2 separate regions of the Homo sapiens genome follow, and region 1 is linked to region 2. A link is an interaction called in ENCODE POLR2A ChIA-PET data of the cell type or tissue named here. Cell type or tissue: CD4-positive, alpha-beta T cell. All regions are shown on one strand. Links, peaks and the distances in the headings refer to the core of each region. The heading gives the core; the rest is flanking DNA. Region 1 overlaps MXI1 (MAX interactor 1, dimerization protein). Region 2 overlaps MXI1 (MAX interactor 1, dimerization protein).

Region 1 (2,838 bases), core at 339-2,838, 62 kb after region 2:
GATCTACTACTGTATGCCCAGTGGTGTGCTATATGCAATGGGTAACATGCATTGAATACTGTAAGTGATCTTTTCTCTTAAGTTACTAATAAACTCCTTGTAAAGGTAAAGCTAACACACAGGAAGCAAGTAGAGAAGTGCATGGTACTGATTATCAAAGCTCAGAGAAGTTGCTATTTATTGAGCACCTATTATATCTCAGGTACGTTAAATATTTAAGTGCAGTGCCTCATTGAGTTGTTTGACAATGATATGAGGGTCATACTATTGTTATCCCCATTTTGCAAAAAGGAAATGGAACCTCAGGCTAAGTAAGTTGTGTCCAAAGTCACAAAGCCAGTAAGCAGTAGAGTAGCAAGCTGGGCCCTGCTCCATGTGACTGCAAAGGTTTCATTCTCTCAAGTACAATGACTTAACAAATAGAGCCAAATGGGCTGAAATAGCTAGGGGAAGCTTCCTGGAGGAGGTGGAAACTGATCTAAGTCTTGAAGAGAAGGTAGGATACAGATATCCCTAGGGGAGTAAGAGAATGAAAGCATTCTAGACAGTGGAAGAGTCTAAGTCGAGCACAGAGGTTCGACTGTGAAGCCTGCTTGCTGGTGGATCTGCTGTACAGACACAGAGGTTTCAGGGCAAGGAAGAGGAGATTAAGTCAGAAGGCAGGGTGGGGCCAAATGACACCACACAACAGCAGCTTCCTCTACCAGGAGGAACAGGCTGTTTCTTGGGCTGTCCGTGCCCCTAGGAAAGCACCCCACCCTCAAACCCAGGTGATCCACTCCAAGGAGCCTTATGGCTTTCTACTCTCATCTGATCGTCCTTCCCTATCTTAAGTGTTGCCTCCAAAGCAACCTCCTCCAGACACTAGGAAGCCCATTTCTCTCCTCCAGACCTTACCTGCTCTCACAGCTTGTTTCACTTACCTGCCAGTCGGCTCTTATGCACATAACATCCCTTTATGGATCTGTTCTTCTCTTTTAGTTTTAACCTTTTCCAAGATCTTTTTCTACTTATTAGTCAGTCCTTAATTCCCACCCTTCCACTGGACTCAAAATGCATATAGGTGATGATGTCAGAGATTATTTACATATAATTTCTGAATTTGTGGTAATAGGATCACAGCCTTCATGATTAATATTTCTGGAGGCCTTCAATTTGTGATCCGTAGAGATTCACATCAGTTGGAGTTTTGGGAGAATGTACCTGCCTTTCCTAGGGAATCCCCCCTGCCTTGCACACAGCAGACAGTCAACAATGTGACTTAATTTGAACCCCTCCTCCAAGAAAACTCAACCTCTCCACTGGAAGTAATTCAGCCATGTGGCCACAACTTGGTGAACACTACCAGTACGGAAACCTCAACAAGGGAACGAAAAGCAGTTCTGGCTACGATGGAAAATAAGGCAAGCTCCTGCCAAGTAAGTACTTCGCAAACAGCAGTAAAAACGGAACGTGTTAACTCGTGACCAGGGTCCACCATGCATCTCAGAAAGGTCTCACCGAACCCGAAATGGAGAATCGGGGCCCGACACTCATCTCCGGACAGAAGAGCGTCCCTTTAAGAAGAGACTGGACCAGCTGGCCGCACTACAGCTCCCAGAGATTTCCTGGCTTGCAGCCTGGCTCCACCCCCCACCCAGCCTCCGGCCCCAGCAACGCGTGACGTCAGAAGAGGCTGGAGCTGCCGATTGGCTGAACGACGCAGCTAGGTCAAGTCCAGTCGGAGGAAAGAAGTTTGTCTCCATGTGGAAACCATGTGTCTCTAGCTGGGAGGGGGAGGAGGAGAAGGCGGAGAAACCGAGATCAAGTGATTATAGGGGAACTCGCTGAAATGAAGGCGGGGAGGTTGTGCACCTGAGTCGGCCAACGATGCCCTTTTGCAGTAGTGACCGAAAAAAAAAAAAAAAAAGACGTACACAACAAACTACCCAACCCCACCCCCAATAATAACTACTAAAAAGCTAGGGTCCCTGCTTCCTTCCAGAAACCAGGGACCCGGTAGATGCTGGAATCCTATCGGAACGCCCAGATCCCTCTCCCTCCCCCAACGACTGAATGATGTAAGCGTTTCGGAAAGCAGAGCTCTGGAGCAAAACAAGCCCCGCGCGCGCCGAGCGACCCGCAGTGCCCGAGCCGGGCGCACGCACGACCCGCCCCCCGACTCGCGTTATTGCTGTGCACACGCGGATTGCCGTGACGCGCGGGCATTGTGTGCAGCGAGCAGAAAACAACGACGAGCGCCGCCAGCGCGAAGAAGCGCCCCCCATAAAACGAGGCAGATGTAGGGCCCGCCGTTTTCCGTACCCAGAGACCTAGACCGGGCAGGAGGAGGGGAGGAGAGGGGGTGGGATAAAGTGGCCCCCGTGGACCGCTTCTCTTTGCAAGGGGGATAACAGAGGGCCTGGCGGATGGTCGCACGGAGTTTGCCGGAGGTCACCCCAGCCTGTTCGAGCTGTTGGGGACGGGGCGAGGGCCTGGAGCGGGGTCTCTGCAGCCAAACTGGGCACGGCGCGGCGCCCCAAGCTCTCGGGGAAATCTGGGGGCCGTTGGCATCACGTCATTTAGAGCCAAACAGCAGCGGCGAAAAGAAGCAAGAGAGCTAAAAATACTCCCGCCGGGAGCCGGCCGGAGGAGGGGGGCTGCGGGGCCGAGGGACTTATTACGCACATGAAGTTGACTTAGACTTGGGTGCTAAGGTTCCAAACCCCTCTCGGGGGCTGGCAGATTTGCAGGGCGGACGCCTCGGGCGATGGGCTGGGAGGAAGCCCCTCGGCTTCACCAGCCTCTGGAGCCCGGTTACGCCGCCACGGGCCCGCCCCGCGCGGGGCAGCCCAAGCC
Region 2 (2,908 bases), core at 298-2,797:
TCTTGCCTTCATTCTCATGTGACTGGTAGCTCAAGAGCCTCCTGTATGAGGCTGCCAAATCATGGGTGCTGTAAGACTTTGGGGGAAGGAAAAAGGACAAGCAATAGAAGAAAAAAGCTTGGTTTGATTTGAAAATCCTTATTCACAGGCTGGGTGCGGTAGCTCATGCCTGTAATCCCAGCACTTTGGGAGGCCGAGGTGGGTGGATCTTCTGAGGTCAGGAGTTCGAGACCAGTCTGGCCAACATGGTGAAACCCTGTGTCTACTAAAAATACAAAAATTAGCCAGGCATGGTGGTCCGTGCCTGTAATCCCAGCTACTCTGTCGGCTGAGGCAGGAGAATCGCTTGAACCCAGGAGGCAGAGGTTGCAGTGAGCAGAGATCGCGCCAGTGCACTCCAGCCTGGGTGACAGTGTGAGACTCCACCAAAAAAAAAAAAAAAAAAAAAATCCTTATTCACTGAGGAAAAAAACTGCAAGTATCATATGATGATGTTTTTCAAGTCTCCAAGGGAGAGAAGAGCTGACATAGAGAATAACGATTCATGAAAGGCATGGTCCTGCACCTCTAGTAAAAGAAGGGAAAGAAGGTTGGGGAAAGTTAAGGCTGCTCTTCTGAATATTATGATGAACATTAGACAAACAGCAAGTAGAAAAAACCTGGTACTGAAACATTTATAGAACTAGACTTAATGGAAACTGATTTTTAAAAATTTAGCTCCTTGGTGGACATTTACTTTATTTTTATTTAACACATACTTTTTAAAAACACATGAACAGCTAATAAAAACTGTAAAGCTGAAACCTTTCCTATTTTAGCATGAGTTATAGTAAAACAAAGTTAGAATTAGGTACTGCAGCAGGAAGTGCCCTGTGAGAAAACTGGAGTCCCCTTGCTGAGAGGGATGGGGTTACACAATGAAGAGTTCCCAAAGTACTTTTATTTTCAAAGACACTTTGAGTTCTGTTTTAAAATGAGATTTTAAAGTGGGTTTTGCCCAGGGGAAAAGGTAATTCCCAGCCACTAACCCTGTTAGAGAGAAGAGTCCTATCAAAATTAACCACACCTTCAAAAAGGGCAAGCCCCTTGTGGGATAAAGAACAATGAGAGTCTGTTTGGCTTTTATTTTGGTAGATTGGTATCATTTTTCCCTGAAGGAACCAATGCTCCTTTTGATTTCAAACTCTGTAACCTCTACTGCCAAACTGATGTACCACAGAACATGAAGGGAAATGATTTTGGTATAAAATGGCCTCTACTAGTAGCTGTGCTATTTTAAAGCACAGGTATATCAACTATAATAGGAAGCGCACACTGTTGTGGGAAGAGAGAGGAAAGAATACCCTTTCGGAACAAACTCCAAGTATCATTTGATTATGTTTTTCAAGTAGTCTTTCAAAACTCTAATACCCCTGTCCAACAATAATAGATCTAACCCCCGCCTGGCCCCACAAACGATCCACTGGCTGATGCCTTTGGAAGCATGGTCCTTCATTGGAACCTGCTTGTCTTTCATTCTTCCACTATAGGATACCTAGACTTTACCAGATAACTAAATCAAAATGGAAAGCAAGTCAAGTGATGGAGACAGTGCTTATATTTTCCGCTCTGCTGAATGTTACGTAATGAACTATGAGTCCTCTCATGAGCCACATTCTTCAAAGCTGCAGTGGCTTGTGGCCAGGTTTCTCAACTCCCAACACACACTCCTGCACGTGACAGCAGCTAGCTACTTTTCCTACACATATATACCAAAGTGTCTCTAAAACTTAATGTGTTGAGAATCTTCTGAAAACCCAAATTTATCCCCCCAAAAAACCCTGCCTGCCTGTTTTCCTAATGAAAAATGACATTAAAAATGGATCCTGATATATCAAAAGCATATTGTGGTTCATGAGTTTTATTTACTAAAACATGTATGATCATATTCTGCTGTTCAGCTTATTCGGTTCATGAAATAAGAAAGCTAAACAAAGGCCAGGCACGGTGGCTCATGCCTGTAATCTCAGCACTTTGGGAGGCCGAGGCGGGCGGATCATGAGGTCAGGAGATCGAGACCATTGTGGCTAACACGGTGAAACCCCATCTCTACTAAAAACACAAAAAATTAGCCAGGCGTGGTGGCACATGCCTGTAGTCCCAGCTACTTGGGAGGCCGAAGCAGGAGAGTTGCTTGAAACTGGGAGGCGGAGGTTGCAGTGAGCCGAGATCGCATCACTGCACTCGAGCCAGGGTGACAGAGCGAGACTCCATCTCACAAAAAAAAAAAAAAAAAAAAAAGCTAAACAAGCTATTTCTACAAAATGGCATTTGATAATCGTATGTTTCACCTACAACTCATATATTATCTACTTCACAGAAAATAAACAGACTGTTAACTCCCAGGTAGTAACGTGGCAAGTGGCAGGTCCCTAGTGTCAGATCTGATTGTGGTAGTCATGGGACTCAATGATGACAGAAATAAAAACTTAGGAAAATAGCTGGGACTCTCTTCTCACTTTTCAAAAAAGCAGCTTTCACTTAAATAGCCTTCTTAATTGGTATCTTATAAAATAATCAAATAGAAATATTAACAAGTGGTATAATAAAGCTGCAAATTCTACAAATTACATATAATATATAATATAATAATATAAATTATTCTGTCACATTGTCAGCCTCAGCATGAAAGGGCTTATCTGTATACAAATAAGAATTAAAATGGTTGAGATGCATGTTACTTATTCTTGGGAGACTTTTTAAAACCACTTTCTTTCAATAAAATATAAATAGTTCTTAGCATAGGCTATATATACCTCTAGAGGTATTCAACACTGAGCCAGAGGATATTTGAAGCCACAGGGTTATACTATCCTTTCCAGAAGTCATAATTTTTTCAAAAATTTGGAAGAAAAATATTTTATATAAA

What was found. Peaks named below come from ENCODE experiments on the same cell type or tissue, not always from the same donor. Only the 100,000 strongest peaks of a DNase experiment are listed, where the experiment ranks them.
Region 1: POLR2A ChIA-PET joins it to region 2 with 37 read pairs; 22 of 35 experiments call an interaction of 5 or more read pairs at or near these places.

What each region holds. Positions count from the first base shown.
Region 1 is chr10:110,210,145-110,212,982 of GRCh38, reverse strand. The region is part of intron 1 of MXI1 (MAX interactor 1, dimerization protein); the gene reads right to left. LOC105378480 (a long non-coding RNA gene) reads left to right here. Exons shown (of 2, transcript XR_946315.4): 2 at 1-115. Among named protein-coding and RNA genes, the nearest start is that of MXI1, 4.0 kb to the right of the region's middle. RefSeq lists enhancers at 1,348-1,567, 1,854-2,832 and silencers at 2,408-2,760, 2,588-2,838. In CD4-positive, alpha-beta T cell, for the core only: no CTCF peak of the experiment used is centred there; DNase peaks (open chromatin) are centred at 672, 1,712 and 2,132; H3K4me3 peaks cover 2,500 bases; H3K27ac peaks cover 2,489 bases.
Region 2 is chr10:110,272,414-110,275,321 of GRCh38, reverse strand. The region is part of intron 3 of MXI1 (MAX interactor 1, dimerization protein); the gene reads right to left. Among named protein-coding and RNA genes, the nearest start is that of SMNDC1, 31 kb to the left of the region's middle. In CD4-positive, alpha-beta T cell, for the core only: no CTCF peak of the experiment used is centred there; a DNase peak (open chromatin) is centred at 1,671.